Regions from separate parts of the Homo sapiens genome. Here region 2 is linked to region 1. A link is a loop called in an ENCODE intact Hi-C map of the cell type or tissue named here. Cell type or tissue: natural killer cell. All regions are shown on one strand. Links, peaks and the distances in the headings refer to the core of each region. The heading gives the core; the rest is flanking DNA. Region 1 overlaps ITGAE (integrin subunit alpha E). Region 2 overlaps RAP1GAP2 (RAP1 GTPase activating protein 2).

Region 1 (15,470 bases), core at 157-8,156:
TTACCAAGGTCGAAGAAGTTGGCCTGAGCCTGGGGACGGAGGTCAGGGCCCAGGAGGCTACAGGTGCCTGTGAGTTCTGAGCTGAGGCTGTGAGGCCGCCGGACCAGCACTTGAATGCATATCTGTGGGAGGGAAGAGAGGGTGGGGAAACACCAGGTCACCTCCCGATTCCCGAGCCACAGCCACATTCTCACCCCCATTCCAGAACTCAGTGGCTCAACCAGGCAGGGGGCACAGGAAGAGCTGGCCCACCCCTCACCGGGTGTAGGAGTCAGTGTTGGCATCAAGGCCGAGGCCGACACCTGCAGGAGTGTGCTGGGTCACAGGGAATACCTAGGTCAGCCCTGGTATCAGGGTGGTCAGAGCTACAGTCAGCCCTGGGGTTGGCACCAGGGAGACGCTAGACTCAGCCTCGGGAACAGCATGGCAGTCAGAACTGGTCTCAACACCAGGGTCAACCACGAGGGCTAGCACCAGCCTCCCTAAGGCCCTCCCTCCTCTCGCTCCTGCACTCACCAAAACACCGTGGTGGCTCCGGACAACGGTCACTCCCCGGTGCCTCCCCTTGGGGATGGGGACATGCTCTGAAAAAGTTAAGCCCAGGTGAGGAGGAGGAGGGGACTCTGGGAGGCAGAGACCCGAAGCCAAGGTCAGAGGGCACAGAGCCACCTTGGTCAGGCCCCCATGAGGAACTGTTGGCCACTCAGAGAAGCCTCTAGAAAGCTAGAGCGGGGGCCTTCAAGGTCAGGACTGGACACGTTCAGGGCCGAGTGCCCATCCCCGGGGCTCATTTGCTGACCCTTTCAACACGTGCCCATTGACGTCTGCTCTGTGCCCAGCCTTGTGAGCGTGGTGATGGGCGTCCAGCAACAGCGGATGCCTGCTGCTTTTCCTCAGTGGGTTTGGTCGGGCAGGTGGGTGGAGAAGCACTGCCTGGTGGGTATGTAAGTGCCAAGGAATGTGCAAGATACCGTGGGACTGGCTGTGTGGACCAAGGAACCCCCCAGCCTCACAGACCCATCCTGGGGAATCTTACTGCCCCCAGCCTCAGGGGCAGAAATGGTAGCTCCTTCCTCGTCCTCCCCACTGTCAGCCTCAGGATACTGTCTTATTTTTCAGTCATGGAATCACTCAGTCAACCCTGCTGGACTGAGATTGAGTCTGTTCAACTCAGTGCCTCTCAGACAAGGATTTTTTTTTTTTTTTTTTTTTTTTTTGAGACAGAGTCTTGCTCTGTCGCCCAGGCTGGAGTGCAGTGGCGCAATCTCGGCTCACTGCAAGCTCCGCCTCCCAGGTTCACGCCATTCTCCTGCCTCAGCCTCCTGAGTAGCTGGGACTACGTGTGCCCGTCACCACACCTGGCTAATTTCTTTTTGTATTTTTAGTAGAGACGGGATTTCACCGTGTTAGCTAGGATGGTCTCGATCTCCTGACCCATGATCGGCCCACCTCAGCCTCCCAAAGTGTTGGGATTACAGGCATGAGCCACCGTGCCTGGCAGGATTTTTTTTTTTTAAACAGTCTTGCTCTGTTGCCCAGGCTGGAGTCCAGTGGTGCAATGTCAGCTCACTGTAACCTCCACCTCCTGGGTTCAAGCGATTCTTCTGCCTCAGCCTCCCAAATAGCTGGGATTGTAGGCATGCACCACCACGCCTGGCTGATTTTTGTATTTTTGGTAGAGATGGGGTTTCATCATATTGGCCAGGCTGGTCTCGAACTCTGGACCTCAAATGATCTACCCGCCTTGGCCTCCCAGTGTGCTAAGATTACAGGCGTGAGCCACGGCGCCCAGCCTCAGACAAGACAAGGATTCTATTTATTTATATATATATAGCCAAGAGGTTGTCAGTAAATCTGTGACCTGAGTTTGACTGGGTAGGATGGATAGAGTTTAATGAGTGAATCAGGTTCATTCATTCATTCATTCATTCATTCATTCAAATGGCATTTATTGAGTACCTAATATATGTCAGGCCCCATGCTAGTTACTAGGGTGGCCACAGTTAGACTGAATATGTAGGGGGTGAATTGCACTGAGGTGTGATGACTTGCATCAGGAAGGGCTAGAGTTTCGAATCAGCCACCAACACTAAAAGTGTGAACTTTGTCATACTGGCAACCAAAAGACCTACATTCTCTGAACTGTAGCTTCCTCTCTTATAAATGGCGCGGTTTTGAGGATGAAAACAGAATGACTCAGAGGACTGCCGGGCACAGGGTGGGCACGCAATACGCTGTAGGTATCATTTCTGTTGCTAGGACTGTGTCAGGAAAGGTGGCTGGGGATTAGGATTGGGTTGGGGTGGGACTGGGCATTGGGATGGAATCTTGCTGTGGGTTATGCTGGAGTCTAGGGGTGAACGGGCTGGATGAGGCAGGGCTGGGGTTGGAATGGTTTGAGTTTAGATGAGGGGGATTTTGCTAGAAAGGGGGTCCTGGGGAGCATTCCCTGGAGTTGGGGCTGACTTACCTACAGGATGGCAAAGGATTTCATCCTGGACAAGGGAACATCGATGGAGGGGCCCTGGTGTCCTCTTGGTTCTGGGGCTGGTGACCAGGAGCCTGAGTGGGAGGGGAGGTTGCAAAGCTGAGCTGGCTGATGTTCCTCGTCTTCTCCCTGCCTGCCCAGCACCCTTCCCATTCCAGTTGCCTGCACTCACAAGCTCCCTGTCTGGCCGGCAGATTCCTAGCCCAGACTCTGGATTATGGGGAAGACATTTGCCCAACCTCTGCTTCTACACAGCACCAGGCAGGAAATGGTTAAATGCAACCCCTCTCTGCCTGCTGCCCACCCTGACAAAGAAGGGGTGATACTGATGGTTAATAAAAACTCTGCTCTCTTATGGGGACAGGGATGGGGAGGCCAGAAAACCACCAGCGTTGGGGTTGGTTCTGTTGGGGGCAGTGCTGGCTTCCTCGTGGGCCACCCAGGGGGCCTGCCCTGCCTGGCCTTAGTTCCTGAGAAGAGTACGCTGGTGCCCCTATCCTGTGGGTCAGTCAGAACTGGAGGTTTGGAGGCCGGGCGCGGCGGCTCACGCCTGTAATCCCAGCACTTTGGGAGGCTGAGGCAGGTGGATCATCTGGGGTCAGGACTTTGAGACCAGCCTGATCAATATGGTGAAACCCCGTGTCTACTAAAAATACAAAAATTAGCCGGGCATGGTGGCGTGTGCCTGTAGTCCCAGCTACTCAGGAGGCTGAGGCAGGAGAATTGCTTGAACCTGGGAGGCAGAGGTTGCAGTGAGCGGAGATCACGCCACTGCACTCCAGCCTGGGGGACAGAGTGTGACTTCGTCTCATAAATAAATAAATAAATAAAAGAACTGGAGGTTTGGGGGTGGCTGCCTCAGCCTGATTAAGGCAGCCTCAAGAGCTGCGCCTCCTGACTGCAAACTTCTTGCCCCCACCCAGGCCCAGTCCAGGGAGACGGCAGATTCCAGGGACAGCCTCAACATTCTCACCATCCACGTTACCCAGGAGAACTGGGCTGTCCTGAGACAGACAGTGAGCTCCGGGGGTTGTCATAGGGGATGGTGGGGAGGGGACGAGGGGCTTGGTGGTTAACAGTGAACCAAGTCCAAGGTCTTTCTGCAGAGGGCAGTAGAAGTCATGGAGGACTTTATAAAGGGGAAGCACATGATTAGCTGTGCTTTCAAAAGCTCATGATGAGGCCGGGCGCGGTGGCTCACGCCTGTAATCCCAGCACTTTGGGAGGCCGAGGCAGGCAGATCACGAGGTCAGGAGATCGAGACCATCCTGGCTAACATGGTGAAACCCCGTCTCTACTAAAAATACAAAAAATTAGCCGGGCGTGGTGGCGGGTGCCTGTAGTCCCAGCTACTCGGGAGCCTGAGGCAGGAGAATGGTGTGAACCCAGGAGGCAGAGGTTGCAGTGAGCCGAGATCACGCCACTGAACTCCAGCCTGGGTGACAGAGCGAGACTCTGTCTCAAAAAAAAAAAAAAAAAAAAAAGGTCATGATGTGGCTACAGTGGGTTGGGACAGACTAAAGAGCACAGGAAGGTGGGGCAGAAATGAGATACCGTCTCCACTTCCTCAACTCCTATCACTCTACATTTTAATACATTATGAAATATATTCACGTATCGGCATGGCTTACAGAATAATAAGAAAGTCTGCACCTGTGCGTCCATCCGCCCACCCACAACTGAACCCACCCCAAGCTGACTTCCCACCCTCTGAGTCAGTTCCTGTGAAGGTCACCAGGGGCCCCCACAATGCCACATCCAACGGACCGCTCTCTGTCCTCATCTTCCTCAACCTCTCAGAAGCCCCAAACATGAGTAACCATCTCCTTCGAACACTTTTTTCTAGATTTCTGCCTACTCTCTCCTCATTCCTCAAGGCTTCGCTGGTGCCTTCGCGGTCTGACCTCTATCTGCCACCAGGATCTGGGGGCTGGGTCACTGTCTTCCTTGCCGGCACACTCTCCCTAGTGATCCCTTCCAAGCCCATGGCTTCAATACACCTATAACGGCTGAAATTCCCACCTCTCCATCTGCTATCGTAGGCAGAATAATGGCCCCCCAAAGAAGGCCACGTCCTAATCCCCAGAACCTGTGAATATGTTGCCTTTTATGGCAAAAGGGACTTCGTAGATGTGAGTTAATAAATTAAGGATCATGAGATGGGGGGGTTATCCTGGATTATCTAGGTGGGCTCAGTGAAATCACAAGGGTCCTTCTATGAGGGAGGCCCCGAAAACGGTGGCATGGGCGAGCCGCAGGGACTCAGGGGGACGTTGAGGCAGGCAGAGGGGAGAAGTGGCGAGACTGCAGGGAATGCTGGGAGCCTCCCAAGGAGGCCTCTCCCATCCCAGAAGCCCCCAGGGCTGTCCTGGCTGGGCTGTAAAGCCCCAGTGTAATCACAAAAGTCCTTCTAGGAGGGAGGCAGGAGAATCAGAGTCGGAGAAAGTTGTGAAGCTTGCTATGCTGCAGGCCTAAGGAGGAGGAGGAGCCCGTCAGCCAAGGAATGCAAGCAGCTTCTAGAAGCCTAAAAAGGCAAGAAAACAGATTCTCCCCCAGAGCTTCTAGAAGGGACCCAGCCCTGCTGATAGCTTTTCAGACTTCTGACCTCCAAAACTACAAGATAATAAACTTGCAGCTGGGCTCAGTGTCTCACACCTGTCATCCCAGCACTTTGGGAGGCCGAGGCAGGCGGATCACCTGAGGTCAAGAGTTCAAGACCAGCCTGGCCAACAGGGTGAAACCCCGTCTCTACTAAAAATACAAACATTAGCTGGGCATAGTGGTGAAAGCCTGTAATCCCAGCTACTCGGGAGGCTGAGGCAGGAGAATCACTTGAACCTGGGAGGTGGAAGTTGCAGTGAGCTGAGATCTCACCACTGCACTCCAGCCTGGGTGAAAGAGTGCAAAATAATAATAATAATAATAATAATAATAATAATAATAATAATAATAATAATAATAAACCTGTGTTGTTGTAAGCCACTACATTTGTGGTAACTTGTTACAGCGTCGATAGGAAACAAACAGAACCTGTGGTCTTTCCTGTCAAGCCTGCTTCTTCTCATCTTCCCCGCCACAGCAAATGGCACCAGCAACCACTAAGTTCTCAAGGCAAAACCCAGGAGGCATCCTCACTTCGTCGTGTTTTCACTCATGCCCTACATCCAATCCACCTGCCAACCCTGTTGGTTCTCTCTCCAAATTCTTTTTTTTTTTTTTCTTTTTTTGAGATGGAGTTTCACTCTTGTCGCCCAGGCTGGAGTGCAATGGCACGATCTCGGCTCACTGCAACCTCCACCTCCTGGGTTCAGGCGATTCTCCTGCCTTGGCCTCCCAAAGTGCTGCGATTACAGGCGCCCGCCACCATGACCAGCTAATTTTCGTATTTTTAGTACAGATGGGGTTTTCACCATGTTGGCCAGGCTGGTCTTGAACTCCTGACCTCAGGTGATCCACTCACTTCGGCCTCCCAAATTGCTGGGATTACAGGTGTGAGCCACCACACCCGGCCAATTTTTGTATTTTTAGTAGAGACAGGGTTTCACCATGTTGGCCAGGCTGGTCTTGATATCCTGACCTCAGGTGATCCACCCACCTCAGCCTCCCAAAGTGCTGGAATTACAAGCATGAGCCACCGTGCCTGACTCTCCAAATTATTTCTAGAAAGCAACTCTTCTCCAGATGCTCCTTCCATCATCGTCCTGCCTTGTTGATGGTAATAGCCTCCTGTTATTTTGTGGGGTTTGTTTGTTTTTTAGGTAGTGTCTTGCTCTGTTGTCCAGGCTGGAGTGCAGTAGTGTGATCACAGCTCACTGCAGCCTTGACCTCCCGGGCTCAGCAATCCTCCTACCTCAGCCTCACAAGTTGCTGGGCCTACAGGAGCGAGTTACCTTGCCCAGCTAATTTTGTTAATTTGTCTATAGAGATGAAGTCTCACTGTGTTGCCCAAGCTGATCCTGGGCTCAAGCACTCCCACCTTGGTCTTCCAAAGTGTCAGAGAAAGATGCAAAGCTTACTATGCTGCAGGCTTGAGGAGGAGGAGGCCGTGAGCCAAGGAATGCAGGCAGCTTCTAGAAGCCAAATAAGGCAAGAAAACAGATTCTCCCCCAGAGCTTCTAGAAGGGACCCAGCCCTGCTGACACCTTTTCAGACTTCTGGCCTCCAAAACTACAAGAAAACTTCTATATTAATAGAAGTGAGCCACTGTGCCTGGCCCACTTATTTGGTTTTTAATTTACTCATGTAATTTTTTTTTTAAGACAGAGTCTCCTTCTGTCACCTAAGTTGAAGTACAGTGGCATGATCACGGTTCACTGCAGCCTTGACCTCCCAGGCTCAAGCGATCCTCCCACCTCAGTCTCCCAAGTAACTGGGACCACAGATGCGTGCCATCACACCTGGCAAATTTTCTTATGTTTTGTAGAGATGGGGTTTTGCCATGTTGCCCAGGCTAGTCTCGAACTCCTGGGCTCAGGTAATCTTCCTGCCTTGGCCTCCCAAACTGCTGGGAGTGAGCCTAGTGAGTTACAGTGAGTTTCAGGCATGAGCCACAGCACCTGGCCCACTCATGTAGTTTACACCAATGTCCCTTCTGTCAGTGGCAGCCCCAGTTCCTGGGTGACCAGCGCCAGCATTTCCTGCCTCAGGCCCTCCACGGCGCTGTTCCCTCCACGGCACTGTTCCCTCCACCGCGCTGTTTCCTATTCCCAGAGCCCTCACCTTCCACTCTCCCCAAGGTTGGCTTATTCTCCTTCCCCAGCCTCGCCTGTCACCTCCTCATAAATGCTTTCTCTACCCAGCCGTGCCTCACAACCCAGTTACTCTGCTTCACATCACCCTGTTTGATTTCCTTCTCAGAACCTGCCATCATCTGATAGTGCCTATTATCTGTCTCCCCACGAGACAGTAGGCTCCCGAAGGATCTTGTCTATCTTCTTCACTGTGTTATTCCCAGGGTCTGGAGCAATGCCTGGCACAGAACAAGGGCTCAGTAAGTGTTGAGTGACTATTGAACAACAGCCCAGGCAACAGCTGAGGGGGCTCATCTGGGGCAGGGCTGAGGGGCGGAGGGCTGGGTGCAGCAGAGAGCTGCTCCTCTGTTCCGGCTCTGCAGCTGAGCCCCCAAATTAGGTTGCTTCCTTAGCAACCCTGCCTCTCTCCCCAGCCCCGACCTCAGCCCTAGACCCAGCATCTCCTTCCCTGCTCCCCCAGGAAGGGTGGGGTCAAAACTGGGCTCCACCGCAGACCCCGTTTTGGTGGGGTAGGTGCAGGCCTGGACCCGCCTCCAGTCTCTCTCCTCCTCAGTCCTCTGCCCGGACTGTTTCCTCTGCCTGCGATCCCTCCTGCTGCAGAGCAATCATCCCAAACCCCAGCTCCTCAGGAAGCCTTCCCAAAGGAAGTGCAGCCTGATCCCCTCCAGGCCCTGCAGCAGCCCTGACTATAGCACCCCACCCCCACCCTTTCTTCCCACCTGGACTGCGCGTTCCCAGGAGGCCATCATGAACAGCTGTGCAGGGTGCGCACTGCAGATCCCAAGACTGCCATTCATGCCGCCATCATGCAATGACATGGCCTGGGGCCCTCTGAGCTGCCTCTGCTTCCCACACCTTTTATCCCCCACTGCCGGGAGTTTGCAGGTTTGTTGACCACGTGGCTGACAAACCATTGACCCACCAGCTCTGACAGAGGACTGGCCATCAGCTCGCAGCCACAGGGGCCCTGTTACACCCTGAGCTGGGTACAGCCCAGCAACCCTTGTCCATCTCCTGCCTTTATTTATTGCTTTAGTATGTTTTTCGTTGTTTGTTTGCTTTTTGAGATGGAGTCTCACTCTGTCTCCCAGGCTGGAGTGCAGTGGCGTGATCTCGGCTCACTGCAACCTCCGCCTCCCTGGTTCAAGTGATTCTCCTGCCTTAGCCTCTGCCTCCTGAGTAGCTGGGATTACAGGCATGTGCCACCACCACACCCGGTTAATTTTTGTATTTTTATTAGAGATGGGGTTTCACCATGTTGGCCAGGCTGCTCTTGAACTCCTGAGCTCAGGTGATCTGCCTGCCTTGGCCTTCCAAAGTGCTGAGACTACAGGCACGAGCCACCATGCCTGACCTTATTTAGTATTTTGTATTTAAATGTTTAACAATCTTTTTAACTGGTCACTGACTTGAAGCTCACATCTTGCCTTCACCCAGCTCTAACCTGTCCTGTTCTCAGGGTTTATTTCTTTCTTTCTTTTTTTTTTTTTTCTTTTTTTTGAGATGGAGTCTCACTCTGTCGCCCAGGCTGGAGTGCAATGGCATGATCTTGGCTCACTGCAACCTCTGCCTCCTGGGTTCAAGTGATTCTCCTGCCTCAGCCTCCTGAGTAGCTGGAATTACAGGCACCTGCCACCATGCCCAGCTAAATTTTTTTTTTTTTGGTATCTTTAGTAGAGATGGGTTTTCACCATGTTGGCCAGGCTGGTCTCGAACTCCTGACCTCAAGTGATCTGCCGGCCTCAGCCTCCCAAAGTGCTGGGATTACGGGTGTGAGCCCCCATGCCCAGCCCTCAGGGTCTATTTCCATGTCTGCTGTCTGTCCCACCCATACCTTCTGTGGCAACCAAAACCCATGATGCTGCCAGCCCTGGTCTCTTACATTTTAAGAGAGACAATGTGAGTGAGAGGCACACGTCATTCTCAAGCAGGAGCACAGCCCCTGCCTTTTTCTAGGCCCGAGTTGGCCAGCCAGCGCACTTCCTGCCCCATGCAGCAGGCCCGTGGTCTCAGGCCCCACTCTCTGCAGCAGGAACCCAGAAGTGCCTCCCACCACATCCTCCTCCCCAGCGTGTTCAAGCCTGGGAGCCCCTCTCTGCTTCAGCAGGTGTTCAGGGAGCCCCGCTGGGCCCTCCCCCAGCCCCTGGTGGACTCAGAGCCCTCTGCGACACGGGCTCCAAACTCTCTCCTGCACCCTGGCCTTTAGGCTTCTGAGAGAGGGGCTGTGAATGTCGGTGGGACCTGGAGCTGAGGCGTGGGGTCGCTGGGTATTGGTGGGAGGGAACTAGGCAGGAGACAGTTACAGAAAACGCTGACTGAAACCTGCTCACACCCTACAAACAGTATGGAAAACTGAATGCAGAACCAATTGCATAACTTCTGACCCAGCAATCCCACTCCTGAGCACATATGCCCTCCCCAAAAATGAGTACATTCTTTGGGATCAACTCTGAGGGATTAAAAAAAAAAAAGAACATTCATCCATCAAAAGGAGGTGCACATCAGTGCTATTCATCACAGCCCAAGAAAACAGCCCAAATGCCAATCATCAGTACTGTCGACACAATGTAACCCTGGCAACCAGAAGAAGTACCGCCTGGGGCAACACGATGGATGAAATTCACAGGCCTTATGTGGAGAGAGAGGAGCCCGACGTAGCGGGGCACACACCGTATGCCTCGTTGATACTAAATGCAAAACCAGGCGAGGCTAATCCACGGAGATGAAAGTCAGCTGGGGGTTACTCTTGGCAGCAGATGTGTCTGGAAGGGAGTGCGGGGCTTAGAGGGGGCCTAGGCGCCGCAGCTCACGTGCCCTTGATCTGCATGCTGCTTACACAGTGCTTCACTCTGCGGATGTTCACTGCGCTGCATGCTTATGAGGTGTGCATTTTTCTCTTTTTTTTTTTTTTTTTTTTGGAGAGACAGAGTTTCATTCTTGTTGCCCAGGCTGGAGTGCAATGCTGCGGTCTTGGCTCACTGTAACCTCCGCCTCCCGGGTTCAAGCGATTCTCCTGCCTCTCCTAAGTAGCTGGGATTACAAGCGCCCACCACCACACCCGGCTAATTTTTATATTTTTAGTGGAGACGGGGTTTCACCATGTTGGCCAGGCTGGTCTGGAACTCCTGACCTCAGGTGACCCGCCCGCCTTGGCCTCCCAAAGTGCTGGGATGACAGGCGTGAGCCCCCGCGCCCAGCCGGGTGTGCATTCTTCTGTATGGCACATGTTGATAAAATTTTACCCAAACCAAACACAATCTTGACCTTTAATTCATCTTCGTGCAACACAAAACTCCCTGAAAACCTCACCACCCCTCCCGGCTTCAGACCCTCTAGTTCCTCCAAACCCTCAGTGCCTGGGTGACGAGGCACCACCACACTCTCCCAGCTTACTTTTCATCACTGTCAGCTTTAGCCACACGTGATTTTCTCAGTTTCCTGACCTTACTCAGCCGGCCTCCAGGCTTCTGATCAAGCTGTTCTCTGTGCCTGCCATCCCCTTCCCGTTCCTTCTCATGCTAATTCCCAGTCACCCTGCAAATCCTAGTAGACGCTGATGAACACACCTGCCTCGATGCGCCCCCCCGTACCTCGGACGTCCCCCAACAGAGCTGTTATTCGGTGGGGTCATTGTCACTCTTGTCATCGTCTAGCTTGTGTTTCCCTCATGAGCCCGGGAGCTCCATGAAGGCAGTGACCATGTCTCCCTCTTATTCCCCAAATATTGCCTGGCACTGAGTAAGTGCTCCATCCATACTTGCTGAATGAATGAATGAATGAATGAATGAATTGGCCCCATCCTTACCACTTAAATCTAATGGTGAGCAGACTTTTTTTTTTTTTTTTGAGACGGAGTCTCACTGTCGCCCAGGCTGGAGTGCAGTGGCGCGATCTCGGCTCACTGCAAGCTCCGCCTCCCGCGTTCATGCCATTCTCCTGCCTCAGCCTCCCAAGCAGCTGGGACTACAGGTGCGCGCCACCACGCCCAGATAATTTTTGTATTTTTAGTAGGGACAAGGCTTCAGCATATTGGCCAGGCTGATCTCAAACTCCTGACCTCAAATGATCTGCCCGCCTCAGCCTCCCAAAGTGCTGGGATTACAGGCGTGAGCCACCGCGCCTGGCAGTGACCAGACTTTTGACTGCACCGATGAAACCAGGATCCAGAAAGGACTCTCTAATGATGTAGGAAACGTCGAGCTCTGTCTCCCCTGCAGCTCTCACAACACAGAACAGTCCAGTGACCCCAGGTGGGTGGGGTTTTCCCTCCACACGGGGCAAGCAGTCCTTCGGCAACCAGCTCCAGCTGAAGGTCCTCACGTTCAACTCAATTCCGACATGCTCCACCTGGAGGTAGCATCAGCCCTCACAGGTCGAGGTCTCAGTCCCACAAGACTGCTCCTAACTTCCGAGGCCCATCACCAGCCGCCGGTTATTTCACCTGTGCTTTCGACCAAACAACCATATCAGGGTTTCTGGGACCCTTTCCTTGGGCTTAATTTGCTAGAGTGGCTCAGAGAACTCAGAGAAGCACTTACCGACATTTACTGGTTTATTATAAAGGATATTACAGGCCAGGTGCCTTGGCTCACGCCTGTAATCCCAGCACTTTGAGAGGCCGAGGCGGGCGGATCACGAGGTCAGGAGTTCGAGACCAGCCTGGCCAACATTGGTGAAACCCCGTCTCTACTAAAAATACAAAACTCAGATGGGCGTGGTGGCAGGCGCCTGTAATCTCAGCTACTAGGGAGGCTGAGGCAGGAGAATCGCTTGAACCCAGTGGTTGCAGTGAGCCGAGAGCATGCCACCACACTCCAGCCTGGGTGGCAGAGCAAGACTCTGCCTCAAAAAGAAAAAAAAAAGATATTACAAAGGATACAGATGAGGAGATGCATAAGGCAAAGTGGGGGTGAGGGGCAAAGTGGGGGTGAGGGGCAAAGCTTCCATGCCCTCTCGGGGGCCACCCTCCAGAAACTTCCACATGTTCTGCTACCCAGAAGCTCCCCAAACCCTGTCCTTTTGAGTTTTATGGAGGCCTCATTACATAGGCATGACTCATTGAATCACTGGCCGCTGGTGATCAACTAAACCTTCAGCCCTTCTCTCCCAGAAGAGGGGTGTGGGGCTGAAAGTCCCAACCCTCTGATCGTGCCTGGTTCTCTCCAGTGACCAGCCCCCATTTTGAAGCTATCTGGGGGCTGCCGGTCCCCCGTCAACTCATTAACAAAGAAAAAGACATTTATTACTTTGGAGATTCCAGAGATTTTAGGCATGTATGCCAGATAATGGGACCAAATGTTTATTTTGAGACCAAATATATTTTTATTTGTTATATTGTAAAATATATATTCAGTCTTGGAATGTCAAATATACATTTCACAGTATCACAGGATCCAAGTCTGCCTGGCTGTCAGGGTCAAGGCCCAAGTCCCAGGGCCTATGAGGCTGCTTCGGGAGCCACCACTGCCCACCCATCCTATTCAAGCAAAGCTCCCGCCCTGCCCAGCCAGGAACCCTGGCTCCTCACCTGGCTCTGCCCCAGTGCCTGTTTGAACCCTGGGCTCACTTGCTCCTGTGTGCTGGGTGTGAAGGAAACCCTTGACCACTGACCAGGAGCAAAGCAATCTGGTGGGCTGGGGTGGGATGAGGAGGTAACCATCCTAGGCTGGGCCCGCTCAGTGGGAGAGTATGCACAAGAAAAGCCCTATGACCACCCAGAAAAAAATGGGGGAGAAATCACTGCTTTGGATTGAAATCAATGACAGAGACATAACAGCAATACGTAATACATAAACCTTGACCAGATCTGGCTTTAAAACAACACAGCACTAGAAGTCATTTTGGGGCCAGGTGCGGTGGCTCATGCCTGTAATCCCAGCACTTTGGGAGGCCGAAGTGGGCAGGTCATTTGAGGTCAGGAGTTCAAGACCATCCTGGCCAACGTGGCGAAACCCTGTTTCTACTAAAAATACAAAAAATTAGCTGGGCGTGGTGGCGGGCGCCTGTAATCCCAGCTACTCAGGAGGCTGAGGCAGGAGAATCACTTGAACCCAGGAGGCGGAGGTTGCAGTGAGCTGAGATTACACCACTGCACTCCAGCCTGGGTGACAGAGCAAGACTCTGTCTCCAATAAATAAATAATAGGTAAAGAAATAAATAAAAGTCATTTTGGTGACACATGGGAAATTCAAATGAGCCTCGGATCTCATGACCCTTTCCACCAGAGCTTCTCCTAACTGCAGACACACTCCTACATCAGCACGCGGCCACCATCGCCATCTGAGGGAATGCATATTTTACTTACTTGCTTCTTTTTTTTTTGAGACAGGGTCTCGTTCTGTCACCCAGGCTGAAGTGCAGTGGCACAATCGCGGCTCACTGCAGCCTCGACTCACCCGCCCCCGGGCTCAGGCAGGTCTCTCACTTCAGCCTCCCAATAGCTGGGACGGACTACAGGCTTAAACCACCATATCCGGCTGATTTTTTTATATTTTTTGTAGACAGGGTCTCACTGTGTTACCCAGGCTGGTCTCGAACTCCTGGGCTCATGTGATCCACCCGCCTTGACCTCCCAAAGTGCTAGGATTACAGGTGAGCCACTGCACCTGCCAACCTTTGTATATTAAATTCTACAACTTGCCTTTTTCAACTCACGGTATGTTTCCAGATGGATCCAGGTAAACAACCATTGCACTGGCTTCATTCAGGGGATCTGCTTTTAGTATTGCATTGCATGAGTCATATCAGTATTTTTCCCATTTTCCTAAGAGGAATATTGCCAGTCTTTCATGATTCCAAACAATGCTACCACAAACATTTTTTGCTTGCTTTTCTTTTTCTGAGACAGAGTCTCGCTCCGTCACCCAGGCTGGAGTGCAATGGCACGATCTCGGCTCACTGCAGCCTCCACCTCCTGGGTTCAAGCAATTCTCCTGCCTCAGCCTCCCAAGAACCTGGGATTACAGGCGCCCGCCACCACACCCAGCTAATTTTTTTTTTTTTTGTATCTTTAGTGGAGACGGGGTTTCGCCAGGTTGGCCAGCCTAGGTCTCGAATTCCTGACCTCAGGTGATCCACCGGCCTCGGCCTCCCAAAGTGCTGGGATTACAGGTGTGAGCCACTGCGCCCGGCACACAAACATTTTTATATGTGTCTGAGAATTTCTCTAGAGCTGGGATCGGGGAGTGGAAGTGTCAGAGGCCACGTGCATCCTCAGCTTTACCAGATACGGCAAAATTGCTCTCCAAGGTGGTGATCGCAATTCACACTCCCACACGTCCCTGTTTCACCGCAACCTTACCAGCAATGTTGGCAGATTTTACATTTTGCTTATCTAATAGGTGGGTATAGATGATATTTAAAAAATGTAAAGTAATGTTTATTGAGCATTAATGTGGCCAGAAATTGTGCTAAGCCCTTTTTTTTTTTTTTTTTTTTTGAGACGGAGTCTTGCTCTGTCGCCCAGGCTGTAGTGCAATGGCACGATCTTGGCTCACTGCAACCTCCACCTCCCAGGTTCAAGCAATTCTCCTGCCTCAGCCTCCCGAGTAGCTGGGACTACGCGCGTGTACCACCACGCCCAGATAATTTTTGTATTTTTAGTAGAGACGGGGTTTCACCATGTTGGCCAGGCTGGTCTCCAACTCCTGACCTCAAATGATCCGCCCGCCTCGGCCTCCCAAAGTGCTGGGATTACAGGCGTGAGCCACCGCGCCCGGCAGAACCTGTGCTAAGCCCTTTACATGCATTATCTCAAATAGTCTTTGCGACAATCCTGTGAAGTAGGTAGTTCCCCACGCTGACTGCAGAGAAGGGAAACTGAAGCTCAGGCCCGAGCACCTTGCTCAGGCTATGCGGCAAATCCACGGTGAAGCTGCCACTGAACCCTGGCTGCCAGAGCCACAGCCTGCCTCTTACCAGTACACGCTTGTTCCTCATAGTTTCAGGGTTTTTGTTCTGGAGACAGGCCGGAGTGCAGTGGTGCAATCACGGCTCCCTACAGCCTCGGCCTCCGGGCCCAAGTGGTCCTCCTGCCTCAGCCTCCCAAGTAGCTGAGACTACAGGCAGGCACCACCATGCCCAGACAGTTTTTGGTTTTTTTTGAGTTGGGGGGGTCTCACTATGTTGCCCAGGGTGGTCTTGAACTCCTGGCCTCAAGAAATCCTCCAGCTTCAGCCTCCCTAAGTGTTGAGATTACAGGCGTGAGCCACGGTGCCAGGCCCAGTTTTTTC
Region 2 (15,894 bases), core at 3,426-11,425, 950 kb before region 1:
CGCCGTGTTGGCCAGGCTGGTCTCAAACTCCCGACCTCAGGTGATCCGCCTGCCTCGGCCTCTCAAAGTGCTGGGATTACAGGCTTGGGCCACCGCCTCCGGCCGTTGATTCCAATTTAATGACTCTTTTCATTCACCAGTTGAAGGCCACACCTACCAATTCATTCCCCCACCTTTGGCCACTGGGTCTTTGTTTACTGTAGATTACAAGAATTCTTGAGGCACCACTACGATGTTCTAGAACCCTCTGGGGCCAACTCATCTTAGTCTGCTCTTCTCCTACACACCTAGGGCATCTGCTGAGAGTTTGCTGGGGTTGTCAAGGACAGGGGGAGCTTGAGGTTTTTGGGGGTAGACAGCTGAGTCAGTTCAGCCTACATTTACTGGGCACCTACACTCTGCAGGGAGACAGTTGCCATGGCACGGGACAAGGGCTGCGATGCCCACAGAAAGGATGGAGGGGGGCCTCCTGGAGACCTGGTGATGCCTGAGCTGTCTCCAGGGGTGCGTAAGGTCAGCAGGGAGGAGAGAATGCACTCCAGGTAGCCCGACCCTCACGAAGGCAGTGGGGCGTGAAGCAGCTTCAGCAGGTGGGACCTGGGAGCAGTTACTATTACCAGACAGAAGCGAGGGTGGGAGTGCAGGGGGCTGGGGGAAGGCAGGCCACGTCTGGGAGGGTAGGTGAGCTATGCTGGAAGTGGGGCTGGATCAAAGGGCTTAGGACTAGGGGAATGCTATGGTGAGCTCGAGTCTGAGAGCCCCTCTGGCTGACTGGAGGGGTTAGAGAGGAGGCAGGGCGGCCAGGAGGGGATATTGAGACAGCCACGTAAAGAGGTCCCCGGAGACCCTCCGCTGGCCTGCGCCCTGGGGTGAGGCCTCGGGAAGTTCGCACTGTTTCCAGCGGGGAGGATCCTGGCCATTCCTGTTTGGAGGTGGTAACCTGGGGATCCAACCTGTGAGATGGAGGCCTGTTAACAGGAACCTCTCTTGCTTTGCTGAGCTTTTTTCCTTTCGCCCAGTAAATCCCGTTGTTCTCACCCTTCTGTCGTGTCCAAGAGCCTAATCTTTCTTGGTGGTGTGACAAGGACCCCGTTTTGAGCTGAGCTCAGGAGAAAGTCCCATAATAGCATGGGGCTGGAGGGAGTGGCCTTCCCTGCCTGGAGCTGGTTTGGAAGGTGTGGGTGAAGGTGAGAAGAAGGGTCAGCTGAGGACTCTCAGAAGGCTTCCTGTGAGCGCTGGGTGGATGCTGGTCCCATTCATGGAGACGGAGAACTAGCGAGTTTGGGCAGTTTGGGCGGGGAAGGAGGGAGTAAGACTCTGAATGTAAAATCTTCCCTCCACTTTCCACTCTCCTGTTTGGTCTGTCTGAGACCCACCATATACCTCCTGCCCTGTGGAAGGGGGCAGAGGAGAGAGCAGCATCCTGAGGGCCGTGGGGGCTGGTCTGCGGCCTGGGAAGCAGCTGCACGGCGTCCCCTCGCTGGCCCGGCTCGGCTCCTGGGTGCCTTTGGCAGGTGAGTTCCAGGTGAGCACTGGCCGGTGTGGCCGCCCTTGTGACTGACAGCTGGCCACACCACAGAACCCACTGTTAGATACCCTCCAGGTGGGTCGAGGAGAATGTGCCCATTTCTGTCTTGAGTGGCAGACTCTGGTTCGTTGATTTCTTCAGGATGGGCCCTGTGCCTGAGGACAGTGTTGGCATGTGTGGGGGCATGTGGGTGTGTGCAGATACGTGTAGGCGTGTGTGCACGCTCGCCCATGCAGGTGGACGTGAGCGCTGAGGGCCCATGTGGGTGCCTATGTGGTGCCTTTTTTGGCTTTAGCGAGTTCCTATGGTAACCATGAACATGCCTGTTTTGGGATCTGGAGTCTCGGGGCGTGCGTGGCTGCAGGGAGAAGCAGGGAAGGCGAGCGCTTAGCCGGTGGTTGGCTTGATTTCATTACCAGGCACCGGGGCTGCTCCTGGAGGTACCATTTGCCAGGCGGCAAGGTCTGCAGACTCCAAGACCCATGTGCTCCTGGCCCTCCTCCTGGCCAGTCCCTGCCATGCCCAGGAAGCCCTGGTGAGTCCCTGTTCTGGTTTCTCATTGGACAAACAGCTCCCCGGACTTGGCCAGGTCTTGTGGGTATCTGCTGATGGGCAGGCAGGGAGCCGGCTGGCAGCCCTGGCCAGTAGGTACCAGGAATTGGGGCTCTTCTGAGATGAGTGTGGGACAGTGGGCAGGAGGGGCTTTGCCTATTCACGGAGCCCGTGAGGGTGTTTTCCATGTGGCTGGTGGAGTGGCATGGTCCTTGTGGGTCCCATGGACAGGGCTAACCGTGTGAGTGTGAGGGTATGGGCAAGGACGCCGGAGAGGAAAATGTGGACCGGGTGGCCTGTGGCCCGCCAGCCGAGACCCAACCATCCCCGGAGGCCCCCCTCACCCCTCTCAGCTCCCCGGGTCCTCATGAACCCCCAGGCCTCTGGCCATGCACTTGGGCTTCCTCGCTGGTCTCCCCAGGCCCAGAGGCCTGCTGGCCTGGCCTGGATGGGAAGACTCACGGTCCTGTGGAAGAGGCCAGAGGGCTCTGCCCGGCTCGCTGGGAGCTGGATTTGGCCAAGGCCGGGGAAGAATTGCTCCCACTTGGCTCTGGAGAAAGACTCGTGCCTCCCCAGATTGTGCACCCCCTGGTGCTTCTTGTCTACACACTGCAGACCCATGGGTGTGTCAGGACACCCCTCTCCAGCCACCGCGGGAGAGGCTCTTGATGGACAGGGGCCCAAGCAGCCCTCAGGGGCCGTACAGAGACGACGCTGGTGTCTGGGAGCGGGGTGGCACCTTCTATCCCCTTCCTCCCGCTGGCTCCTCTGGGGCAGCTAGCAGGGAGTTGGGGATGTGAGTGTCAATAGGGGCTGTCAGTGGCCCCTCTGGCTTGTGCTGGGACCCTCCCCTCCCCCCGCCCCACCCCAGGAGTTCCTTCCTCTGCCTCTGAGAAGGCTCTGGGTGAGGCTATGCTGGGACCGGGGGCTGTGTGTGGAGCAGGAGTTGCTAGGGCTGGACAGAGGGCTGAGGCCCTGGTGAAGGGCGAGGGGAGCAAATGTGGACCTTGCGAGCTTTGTCTGGACCACCCCGGCCTTCCCTCCCTGGGAGGCAGAGTCCAGAACCTAATCCCCGATGGCCTTCCCTGGGGGCGCTGGGAGAGGGAGAGGGGAACCTTCAGGAGAGACCCCCAGATCTCTAGAGTCTTTGAATCTTAGGGCTTGAGATTTAAAAAGTCAAATTAGTCGTTTTTTTTTTTTAATTATACTTTAAGTTCTAGGGTACATGTGCACAACATGCAGGTTTGTTACATATGTATACATGTGCCATGTTGGTGTGCTGCACCCATTAACTCGTCATTTAACATTAGGTATGTCTTTTAATGCTATCCCTCCCCTGTCCCCCCACCCTTTTTTTTTTTTTTTTTTTTTTTTTTGAGACGGAGTCTCGCTCTGTCACCCAGGCTAGAGTGCAATGGTACGATCTTGGCTCACTGCAACCTCTGCCTCCCAGGTTCAAGTGATTCTCCTGCCTTAGGCTCCTGAGTAGCTGGGATTACAGGCATGCGCCACCACACCCGGCTAATTTTTGTATTTTTAGTAGAGATGGGGTTTCACCACGTTGGTCAGGCTGGTCGCAAACTCCTGACCTCGTGATCCGCCCGCCTCAGCCTCCCAAAGTGCTGGGATTACAGGCGTGAGCCACCGCGCCTGGCCAACAAAAGTCAAATTAGTCTTTATGCAAATCTCCTGTGCCCCTAAAACTAGTCACCCAGGCTGAGCTTGGTTACCTGTGGGGACAGTGAGCTCATTACCTTGTATGGATGCCTATTTTATTGTAGTACAACTTTGCTCGAAGCTGACCGCTGTTTTCATCTGGAATCTCTGTAACTGCATTGCTCGGTCCAGTCTTGACCCTTGGCCCGCACGTCCCCACTTACCCCCATTCAACAAGGTTCACCCCTCTTTCCACTAAGAGCCCTGCAGACACTGGAAGGCTGCTTTTTCACCCTGAGTCTTCCCTTCCCTCCCCTTGGCTGGTCACCCCGGCCTCTGCAGCTATATTTGGGATTCCTCACCTGCCTGGGCTGATCTTTGTCGGAAGGGTTCAGGTTTTGCAGGCACCCTGCAGGAGCCCCATGGACACGAGGATGGACAGCTAGAGGCGATGGGCCTCACCCTCCTTATTTACAGATCAGTAAGCTGAGACCCTGAGCAGGGGTGCTGCTAACTTGCGATAGGACAACACAGAGGTGGTCAGGGCAGGGTCGGGACGTGAGGGGCTGCTCTTGTCGTCTGTGACGTGCTGGCCCCTGGTTCTTTTCCTGCTTCTCCATCAGCTCCATCCTTGCTGCTTTCTGACTTGGACCCTCAGCTCTTGGGCACTGCAAGAATGCTGGCCTGTCTTAGCGGATCTTCCATTTTATAACAGCAGCTGGAAATCCGTTTCTTTGTGTGTGTATTTTTTTGTTTTTTTGTTTTTTGAGACGGAGTCTCGCTCTGTCACCCAGGCTGGAGTGCAATGGCACGATCTTGGTGCATTGCAACCTCTGCCTCCCGGGTTCAAGTGATTCTCCTGCCTCAGTCTCCCGAGTAGCTGGGATTACAGGCATGCGCCACCATTTCTGGCTAATTTTTTGTATTTTTAGTAGAGACAGGGTTTCACCACGTTGAGCAGGCTGGTCCCGAACTCCTGACCTCAGGTGATCCGCCCACCTCTGCTTCCTAAAGTGCTGGGATTACAGGCGTGAGCCACTGCGCCTGGCCTGATTTTTGTATTTTTACTAGAGGCGAGGTTTCACCATGTTGGCCAGGCTGGTCTCGAACTCCCAACCTCAGGTGATCCCCCCAGCTCGGCCTCCCAAAGTGCTGGGATTACAGGCATGAGTCACTGCGCCTGGCCGGAAATCTGGAGTTTTAGACAAAATCTTGACAACTAACTGCAGACTTTAAAGAACAGAGCTGGCCGCAGCCTACCCTGCAGACCAGAGTCAGCCGGACCCTCTGCTCTGCTCACCTCCTTAGGCCTCAGCTCTTGTTTCTTTGTGGCTGACTCCCAAGTCCCTCTCCCCAGGTCATCCCCAAGAACAGTGCTCTTGCCCCGACCTCAGTGGCTGGCTGGTCATTTCGGCTCTGTTCCCAGACTGAACTGACTCTCAATTAACCTTTTCTCTCTTTCAGATCCAGTTCTTTTCTGTCACTGGGTTGAGAAGCCTCTGAGTCATGGGGGGGTGGTTCCTCCTGTCTCCCGGTTCAGGCCCATTATCTCCTGCCCAGTGACACAGGCTTTCTAATTAACCTCCTCCTCCGGTCTCTGCCAGCTGTGACTAACTCTTCATCCCTCAAGCTGGCTCCAGCTCTGCCTTCCCTATTACTAGACGCTGGCCCGAAGGCAGACCTTGATAGTGCTGACTCTGATGGGCTTCTCATGCCAGGATGCTGGTGTAGGGACCCCCAGCCCCCATCTGGTGGGGGGCTGTCTTTGGGTCACAGCAAATAGTTTGTTTGTTCCTTCCTTCCCTCCCCCAGGACGGTGGTTCTCAAACTTTTCTACAATTTGGTTTCACCTGGAGGTGCTTTTAAAAATTCTGATGCCGGCTGGGCGCAGTGGCTCACACCTGTAATCCCAGCATTTTGGGAGGCCGAGGTGGGTGGATCACCTGAGGTCAGAAGTTCGAGACCAGCCTGACCAATATAATGAAACCCTGTCTCTACTAAAAATACAAAAACTAGCCAGGCGTGGTGGTGGTTCCCTGTAATCCTAGCTACTCAGGAGGCTGAGGCAGGAGAATCGCTTGAACCCGGGAGATGGAAGTTGCAGTGAGCCGAGATCGCACCATTGCACTCTAGCCTGGGTAACAAGAGTGAAACTCCGTCTCAAAAAAAAAAAAAAATTCTGATGCCCAGGTTGTACCCAGTTCCAATTAAATCTGAATGTCGGAGGGTAGAACCCAGCATCAGTACTTTTTTTTTTTTTTGAGATGGAGTCTCGCCCTGTCGCCCAGGCTGGAGTGCAGTGGTGCAATCTTGGCTCACTGCAACCTCCGCCTCCCAGGTTCAAGCGATTTCTCCTGCCTCCGTCTCCTGAGTAGCTGGGATTACAGGTGCATGCCACCATGCCCAGATAATGTTTTGTATCTTTAGTAGAGATGGGGTTTAGTAGCCATGTTGGCCAGGCTGACCTCGAACTCCTGACCTCGTGATCTGCCTGCTTCAGCCTCCCAAAGTGCTGGGAATACAGGCGTGAGCTGCGGTGCCCAACTATACTTTTAAAAGATCCCCCGTTCATTCCAATAGGCAGCCAAACCTGGGAAGCACTTCCCCAAGGGATACACAAGTGTGGTGACCGTCAGTGGTTGGGCAATGACTCAGGTCAGGCTGGATGTTAAAATGGGCTCCTGGTGGGCGTGAGCCCTCTGGGCCAGGGCTTCTGGTAACATTTGAGGCTGGCTGACTCTTTGTTTTACGGTGCCATCCTGTGCGTTGTAGGGTGTTGCGCAGCCTCTCTAGCCTGTATCCACAAGATGCCCACAACCCACCCCTCACTGTGATAATGAAAATGTCTCCAGGCCAGGCATGGTGGCTCACAAATCCCAGCACTTTGGGAGGCCCAGGCAGGTGGATCACCTGAGGTCAGGAGTTCGTCGAGACCAGCCGGGCCAACATGGTGAAACCCTGTCTCTACTAAAAAAGTACAAAAAATTAGCCGGGCATGGTGGCACGTGCCTGTAATCGTAGCTACTCGGGAGGCTGAGGCAGGAGAATCACTTAAACCCGGGAGGCGGAGGTTGCAGTGAGCCGAGATCGCACCATTGCACTCTAGCCTGGGCAACAGAGTGAGACTCCATCTCAAAAAAAAGAAAAAAGAAAAGAAAAAAAGAAAATGTCTCCAGACGTTGCTCTATTTCTGGGGCAGTGGTATAAAATCTCCCCGACTCCGTTGAAAACTACTGTTCTAGGCCTAGTAGGTTCACCTTGACAGCATTCTCAAATATTCACAGAAGAAAAGGGGCAAAGGACACCAAGTGGGGACCCCAGCTTACTGATTGATTTGTGGGCTTGGCAGTCAGGCAGCCTCTGTTTAAATCCTGACTCTACCAGCTGGGTGACCTTGGACAAGTTACTTAACCTCTCTGTGCCTCTGTCAGTTCTGGTTTTGTTTTCTCACAATCGTGCCTCCTCTTGATCTTCAGCTGCAGCCCGAGGGTGGAACTTGCTGTGTGTGGCTGGGCACTTTCGCCTGTGGCTGTGCTGCTCTGCCCACAGGGAACATGCCTTTGCTGCCCCTTCCCTGTCAGCATCAGGGTCACAACCTGCCCGTCCTTCCAGGGCCAGCTTCCATGCAGCTTCCTCCACGCACAGCCCCTTCCCCATCGGCATGGAAGGCTCTCTTCCTTGTGCCCCTGGGGCAGCCGGAACCTCAGGTCACATGCAGCTCCTCCCGCGCCGTGGGGATCTGGTGGTTTCTGTCTGAGTTCCTCCCCACTTGGGGTCTGAGACCGTGGGAGCCTCTAGCGTGCCCAGCTCGGGCTGTCTCACTGTTTGTTACCCAGGTGAGGTGGCTGTCCCCTCCCTACCTTGGGTTGAGCTGTGAACCAGTAGGTTACCGCAGTGTGGTACCACCCCCCCCAACCCCAACACCCAGCTCATTCTGAGAGGGTGGAGTGGGCGGAAATCCGTGCCTGGCAGACCACAAAGCCACATAACTGACTTTTGTAGCCCTGCCCTGGGGTGTTGGGGGGGAGGGTTGACGGCAGCCATTGCCCCTTTCTTCGGTGCTTTGCCACCAGCAGACGCCCCGTGGAATTGAGGAGCTTTGTTCTACGAGCTCGGGAACGGGACTTGGGAGGGACAGCCCCTGTCCCACCCTGCCATGCCCTGTTCAACCCTGTCAGGCAGCTGAACGTAGGCTGGACCCATGGCTGCCCACCCTGGCTGCAGTACAGAATCACCTAGGGGACCTCGTTAAAATGCAGCTTCCGGACCCCACCCTGGGGCTTGGGGATTCTGCCTCATCAGCCTGGGTGGGGCCCAGGAAACCTGTGTGTTACCAGCGCTGAGGTGCTGCTGATGAGGCAGCTGGCTTCACAGCTGCACGGGAACCAGTGCCGTTTAAAGCACTTTCCCCCACAGTGCGGCTCCAGCAGTCAGGTTCACGTACTCTGGGTGACCTGGGGCAGGCTGCGCAACCTCTCTGTGCCCCAGTTTCTTTGTCTGAGGATAATAACAGTACCTGCACGTGGGTGCGCTTGTTGTGAGGCTTAAATGAGATTATCCAGGTGAAATGGGAACAGAGTGCCTGGTACCTAGTGCTCAACACATGTAACCTGCCTTAACATCTCTGATATTATTATTATTATTATTATTATTATTATTATTATTATTATTGAGACAGAGTCTCGCTTTGTCACCCAGGCTGGATTGCAGTGGCATAATCTCAGCTCACTGCAACCTCCACCTCCCCGGTTCAAGCGATTCTCCTGTCTCAGCCTCTTGAGTAGCTGGGATTACAGGCGCGCACCACCACGCCCAGCTAATTTTTGTATTTTTAGTAGAGATGGGGTTTCACCACGTTGACCAGGCTGGTCTTGAACTCCTGACCTCAGGTGATCCGCCCACCTTGGCCTCCCAAAGTGCTGGGATTACAGGCGCGAGCCACCGCACCCGGCCCCATTTCCGATATTAACAACAGTCCTGGGCTGTGCGGTCACACACGTGTAACTGTGCGATGTGCCCTCGTGCCTGCAGGCGTACCTACGCAGGCACACTGAGCATTGTGTACCGGGACCCAGGCCTCCCTGCTGAGGACAGAGCATCCCTGTGGTACATGCGTGGACGCAGTCACTGGCTGGACGTGGTCAGAAGGGCAGACGTGTGTGTACACAAGGCCCAGACAAGCGGGTTTTTATTTGATTCACACTCTGACCTTATTCCTTGAGTTAGCAGCACCTGGGCTGAGCTCTGGGAGCCCAAGGTGCCCCTTGTTTCCATAGCAACCATAATCTGGTAAAAATAGGCGGGGGAGGGAAGAGCTGGAAGAGGCCCGAGCCGGCTCCGGGGGCATCCTGCCTGCTAAGGTCCTTTTTTCCACATTGCTGACCATACAGAGGTGCTGTTTTGTTTTGTTTTTTTTTTTTCTTAGGATAATGACATGCAAACCTCTGAGTACTCATGACTCAGAATTGACACTTGTTAACATTTTTTCTCATTTTCATCAAACCCTCTTATTTATTTATTTATTTTTGAGACGGAGTCTCACTCTGTCGCCCAGGCTGAAGTGCAGTGGCGCGATCTTGGCTCACTGCAACCTCCGCCTTTCGGGTTCAAGCGATTCTCCTGCCTCAGCCTCCTGAGTAGCTGGGATCACAGGCGCCCGACACCACACCTGGCTAATTTTTATATTTTTTAGTAGAGATGGGGTTTCACCATGTTGGCCAGGCTGGTCTCGAACTCCTGACCTCAGGTGATCCACCCACCTCGGCCTCCCAAAGTGCTGGGATTACATCAAAGTCTTTTTAAAAAACTGTGTTAAAATATACATATTATAAAACTTACCATTTAAAGCATTTTTAAGTGCACCATTCTGTGACATTAAGTACATTTACAATGCTGTGCAAGGATCACCATTATTTCTAGAAGTTTTTCATCATCCCAAACTGAAACTTCGTATACATTAAATAATAACTCCCTATTCCCTCATCTCCACAGCACCCTGCAGCCACCATTCTGCTTTCTGTTTCTATGAATTTGACTGCTCGGTGAACTGTGTATAGGTGAAATCACACAGTACTTGTCCTTCTGTGTCTGGCTTATTTCACTTCCCATAATGTCTTCAAGGTTCATCCATGTTGTAGCGTGTGTCAGAATTTCCTTTTTTTTTTTTTTTTTTTTTTTGAGATGGGGTCTTGCTCTGTTGCCCAGGCTGGATTGCCGTGGTATGATCTTGGCTCACTGCAGCCTCCACTTCCCAGGCTCAAGCGTTTCTCGTGCCTCAGCCTCCTATGTAGCTGGGATTACAGGTGTGCACCACCACACAAGGCTAATTTCTGTATTTTTAGTAGAGATAGAGATAGGGTTTCGCCATGATGGCCAGGCTGGTCTTGAACTCCTGACCTCAGGTGATCCGCCTGCCTCGGCCTCCTAAGGTGCTGGGATTACAGGGGTGAGCCACCATGCCTGGCCTAGAATTTCCTTTCCTTTTAAGACTGAATAATATCCCATTGTTGCATGTATCACATTTTGTTTATCCATGTGTTCACTGATGGACATCTGAGTTGCTTCCAATTTTTTTTTGCTGTTGCGAATAATGCCACAGTGAACGTAGGTGTATAAATATCTGGGTCTCTGTTTTCAGTTCTTTTGGGTATCTATTTAGGAGCAGAATTGCTGATCGTATGGCAATTCTATGTATAGTTTTTTTTTTTTTTGAGGCAGGGTTTTACTGTGTTGCCCAGGCTGGAGTGAAGTGGCATGATCTCGGCTCACTGCAACCTCCGCCTCCCTGGTTCAAGTGATTCTCCTGCCTCAGCCTCCCAAGTAGCTGGGATCACAGGCGCCTGCCACCACACACGGCTAAATTTTGTATTTTTAGTAGAGACGGGGTTTCACCATGTTGGCTAGGCTGGTCTTGAACTCCTGACCTCAGGCAATCCAACTGCCTCAACCTCCCAAAGTGTTAGGATTACAGGCATGAGCCACTGCGTCTGGCCTCTATGTTTAATTGTTTTTGTTTTGTTTTGTTTTTGAGATGGAGTCTGGCTTTGTTGCCCAGGCTGGAATGTAGGGCACAATCTCAGCTCACTGCAACCTCTGCTTCCCAGGTTCATGCCATTCTCCTGCCTCAGCCTCCCGAGTAGCTGGGACTACAGGTGCCCACGACCACGCCTGGCTAATTTTTTGTATTTTTAACAGAGACGGGGTTTCACTGTGTTAGCCAGGATGGTCTCAATCTCCTGACCTCGTGATCTGCCCTCCTCGGCCTCCTAAAGTGCTGGGATTACAGGCGTGAGCCACTGCGCCCGGCCTCTATGTTTAATTTTTTTAGCTTTTTTTAAAATTAAAGAAATAAAACACACACATAAAGTTAAGTTCCGGTCATCATTTCTGCTTGCCTCCGTTCCTCTATTTCTTCCATCCATAGGGGCTACCATTAGCAGGAATTTTGTGTTTTCTCTCAGCCCACTTTATTTATTTATTTATTTATTTATTTATTTATTTATTTATTTATTTATTTTTGAGACGGAGTCTCTGTTGCCCAGGCTGGAGTGCAGTGGTGCGATCTTGGCTCACTGCAACCTCCGCCTCCCGGTTCAAGTAATTCTCCTGCCTCAGCCTCCCAAGTAGCTGGGATTACAAGTGCGTGCCACCACGCCCGGCTAATTTTTGTATTTTTTTTTAGTAGAGATGGGGTTTCACCATGTTGGCCAGGCTGGTCTTGAACTCCTGACCTCAAGTGATCCACCTGCCTTGGCCTCCCAAAGTTTTGGGATTGCAGGTGTGAGCCACCGTGCCCGGCCTCAGCCCACATTTTTAATGCTTTCACATTCATACACAGGTATCTAGAAACATTTATAGTTTTTGTGTGCATTAAAAAGGGACATACCTGACATCCTTTTGAATTTGTGTGAGGTGGCGTTCTGGCGCTAGATTGCCTGGGTTCAGATCTTGGCTCTGACACGCAGCAGCTGTGAGACCTCAGGCAGGTTCCTTCATCTCTCCATGCCTCCCTTTTCTAATCTTTGAAACTGGACTAATAGCAAAGCCTGAAACCTACTGCAAGGGTTGTTTTGGAGACTGAGTAAGTTTATACATGTCTAGTGCTTAGAACAGAGAGGGGATGTAGCAGACACAGGATGGATATATTACCATTATCGTTCTGCATGTGTGTCTGTCCACATGGTTGTAAAGTCTATTTTTTTTTTTTTTGAGACAGAGTCTCACTCTGTCGCCCAGGCTGGAATGCAGTGGCGCGATCTTGGCTCACTGCAAGCTCCGCCTCCCAGGTTCACGCCATTCTCCTGCCTCAGCCTCCCAAGTACCTGGGACTACAGGCGCCCGCTACCACACCCGGCTAATTTTTTTTGTATTTTTAGTAGAGACGGGGTTTCACCGTGTTAGCCAGGATGGTCTCGATCTCCTGACCTCATCATCTGCCTGCCTTGGCCTCCCAAAGTGCTGAGATTACAGATGTGAGCCACCATGCCTTGCTTTTTTTTTTTTTTTCTTTTTTTGGAGACTGAGTCTTGCTCTGCTGGAGTGCAGTGGCAGGATCTTGGCTGACTGCAACCTCTGCCTCCTGGGTACAAGTGATTCTCTTGCATCAGCCTTCCAAGCAGCTGGGATCACAGGAGCATGCCACCACACACTTTTTTTTTTCTTTTTTGACGGAGTCTTGCTCTGTCACCCAGGCTGGAGTGCAGTGGTGCAATCTCGGCTCATTGCAGCCTCTGCCTCCCGGGTTCCAGCGACTCTCCTGCCTCAGCCTCCTGGGTAGCTGGGATTACAGGTGCATGCCACCATGCCCAGCTAATTTTTGTGTTTTTGGTAGAGACGGGGTTTTTTGGCCAGGCTGGTCTTGAACTCCTGACCTCAGATGATCCACCTGCCTCGGCCTCCCAAAGTGCTGGGATTACAGGCATGAGCCTCAGCGCCTGGTGATAGATCTAGTTTCTTCTCTCTTTCTCCTTTTTTTTTTTTTTTTGAGACAGGATCTCACTCTGTTGCTCAAGGTGGTGTGATCCTGGCTCACTGTAGCCTCAATACCCCCAGGGCTCAAGTGATTCTCCAACCTCAGCCTCCCACGTGGTTGGGACTACAGCATGCACCACCATGCTTGGTTAAGTTTTTAAGAAATTTTTGTAGAGATGAGGTTTCACCATCTTGCTGTCTCAAACTTCTGGGCTCAAATGATTCTCCAACCTTGGCCTCCCAAAGTGTTGGGATTACAGGCGGGAGCCACCACTTCTGGCCTAGTTTTTTCTTTTTGGTGCCATGCATATTAATTTGTACAAATAGATCACATTTTTTTTGTATCCCCCATTGATCCCCTCTTGCTGGACACCTAGGTCGTTTCCATTTTCTGATATTGCAAGCAATGCTGCAGGCAGTGGCTTTCCCCTTGCCTGGCCCTCTGTGCGTTTGTGTGAGGTCATGAGGGGTACCTAGAGGTGGGGCTGTTGGGTCGCAGCTCTACTGGATGCTGCCAGATTGCCCTCAAGAGAGGACTTAGGCTGGGCGCGGTGGCTCACGCCTGTAATCACAGCACTTTGGCAGGCCAAGGTGGGCGGATCACTTGAGGTCAGGAGCTCGAGACCAGCCTGGCCAACATGGCAAAACCCCGTCTCTACTAAAAACACAAAAATTAGCCAGGTGTGGTGGCGGGTGCCTGTAATCCAGCTACTAGGGTGGCTGAGGCAGGAGAATCACTTGAAGACGGGAGGCAGAGGCTGCAGTGAGCTGAGATCTCATCACTGCACTCCAGCCTGGGCAGCAATGAGAGACACCGTCTCAAAAAAAAAAAAAAAAAGAGGACTTAGTATTTTCACTGCTCCCAATTCTATGATTCCCATTCCCCACGTCCTCACTGATGTTTGATTTTCATGTTGATTTGAGTGACAGAAGCATATTTTATTTTATTTTATTTTGAGACGGAGTCTCACTCTGTATAGTGGCATGATCTCGGCTCACTAAAATCTCCGCCTCCCGGGTTCAAGCAATTCTCCTGCCTCAGCCTCCCAAGTAGCTGGGACTACAGGTGCCCGCCACCACGGCCCGGATAATGGTTTTTTTTTTTTTTTTTGTATTTTTAGTAGAGATAGGTTTCATTATGTTGGCCAGGCTGCTCTCGAACTGCTGACCTGTTGATCTGCCTGCCTCGGCCTCCCAAAGTGCTGGGATTACAGGCATGAGCCACCGCGTCCTGCCTATTATTTTATTCTTTATTATACAAACATGAACAGATCTCTGAATAAGCGCTTGGAAACCCTCATGGCTCCACTGTCAGATCGCTGTGTCTGAGCCTCCCTCGAGTCCCTCTCCACAGGCCCAGGGATGCGCTTCTCTTCACCCTTTTTCTGTGTCACAAGCATTTCCATATATTGCTACATTCTTTTTTCCCCTCTTTAAAAATAGCACTTTTCCTGATTATAAAAATAGTACATGCTCACTGTAGAACATTTAGAGAATATGTACAAATAGAGATTAAAAAATAAAAATATGACCCATCACCCAAAATGTTATCATTCTGATGTATTTCTTTACACCTTTTTTTTTTTTTTTTTTTTGAGACGGAGTCTCGCTCTGTCGCCCAGGCTGGAGTGCAGTGGCACGCTTACAGTTCACTGCAACCTCCACCTCCTAGGCTCAAGCGATCCTCCCACCTTAGCCTCCGGAGTAGCTGGGACCACAGCATCTGCCACCATGCCTGGCTAATTTTTTTTTTTTTGTAGAGATGAAGTTTTGCCATGTTGCCCAGGCTGGTTTTGAACTCCTGGTCTCAAGCAATCCATCCGCCTTGGCCTCCCAAAGTGCTGGGATTACAGGTGTGAGCCACCTTGCCCCGCCAAGTGTGGTGTTTTAAATTTAAGTGAATTAAGTACAATTAAAAATGCAGCTCCTCGGTTGCACTAGCCACATCTCAAGGGCTCAGTAGCCACATGTGGCTGGTGGCTACCATAGGGAACAACGCAGGTACAGAACATTACAGAACATTTTCATCATCCCAGAAAGTTCTACTGTACAGCGCTGGTTGAGAATGAGGTCCAGACTCCCCTGGAGGACTTCCAAGGGCTGGACAAGCCCAGAGAGTCTATGCTGTCTATGATGGATTACGCACTGCAGAAACGTCCCTGGACCCCCAGGCCAGAAGGCATCTGAACCGCATAAAGCCAGTGCCACCGGGTGGTGCTGAGGAGGAGGAGGCGGCAAGCTGGTGTCTGGGGCAGTGAGGATTTCAGATGCAGCTCCTGCCTCCTTGGGCAGACAGAACTGTCACCTCCAGGGTTGCCCAATCCCATGGTCAGCACCCAGTTCAAGCATAATATGTCGTGGGTCCTGGTGTCTCTTGCATTCACGCACACACACACACAGGTATGTACCATTGAGACATGACCACGCAGGGTCACCCAGGTTCACACATACAGCCTCATTCATGCTCAGAAACAGTTCCCCAAAAGGCACAAACACGGTCTTTGCCGATTGCCATTATAACAGCAACAAAAATAGCTGTTAGGCTGGGCGCCGTGGTTCACGCCTGTAATCATAGCACTTTGGGAGGCTGAGGCCAGAGGATCACTTGAGCCCAGGAGTTTAACACTAGCCTGGGCAACATGGTGAAACCTCGTTGCCAAAGAAAATTAAAAAACAATTAGCCAGGTGTTGTGTGGTATGTGCCTGTAGTCTCAGCTACTTGGGAGTCAGGTGGGAGGATTGCTTGAGCCCAGGAGTGGGAAGCTGCAGTGAGCTATGATCACACCACCGTACTCCGCCTGGAGGACAATAAAACCCTGTTTTTTTTTGTTTTTTTTTTTTTTTTTTTTTTTAAGAAAAGGTGGCTCACGCCTATAATCCCAGCACTTTTTTTTTTTCCTTTGGGGAAATTTTTTTTTTAATTATACTTTAAGTTTTAGCGTACATGTGCACAACGTGCAGGTTTGTTACATATGTATACATGTGCCATGTTGGTGTGCTGCACCCATTAACTCTTCATTTAACATTAGGTATATCTCCTAATGCTATCCCTCCCCACTCCCCCCAGTCCCAGCACTTTGAGCGGCTGAGGCAGCTGTGAGGTCAGGAGTTCTAGACCAGCCTGACCAACATGGTGAAACCCTGTCTCTACTAAAAATACAAAAAGTAGCCGGGTGTGGTGGTGCGCA

What was found. Peaks named below come from ENCODE experiments on the same cell type or tissue, not always from the same donor. Only the 100,000 strongest peaks of a DNase experiment are listed, where the experiment ranks them.
Region 2: it touches region 1 in a loop (14-fold over the local background); 1 of 110 quality-filtered maps calls a loop at or near these places.

The regions. Positions count from the first base shown.
Region 1 is chr17:3,761,399-3,776,868 of GRCh38, forward strand. It overlaps ITGAE (integrin subunit alpha E), which reads right to left. Exons shown (of 31, transcript NM_002208.5): 3 at 2,471-2,562; 4 at 517-584; 5 at 5-122. Among named protein-coding and RNA genes, the nearest start is that of ITGAE, 32 kb to the right of the region's middle. RefSeq lists enhancers at 2,281-2,380, 9,252-9,371. In natural killer cell, for the core only: no CTCF peak of the experiment used is centred there; DNase peaks (open chromatin) are centred at 2,123, 3,541, 4,143, 5,573 and 1 weaker place; H3K4me3 peaks cover 998 bases; H3K27ac peaks cover 4,083 bases.
Region 2 is chr17:2,807,093-2,822,986 of GRCh38, forward strand. The region is part of intron 2 of RAP1GAP2 (RAP1 GTPase activating protein 2); the gene reads left to right. Among named protein-coding and RNA genes, the nearest start is that of RAP1GAP2, 19 kb to the left of the region's middle. RefSeq lists an enhancer at 315-916. In natural killer cell, for the core only: no CTCF peak of the experiment used is centred there; DNase peaks (open chromatin) are centred at 7,699, 8,079 and 8,869; H3K4me3 peaks cover 1,276 bases; H3K27ac peaks cover 2,716 bases.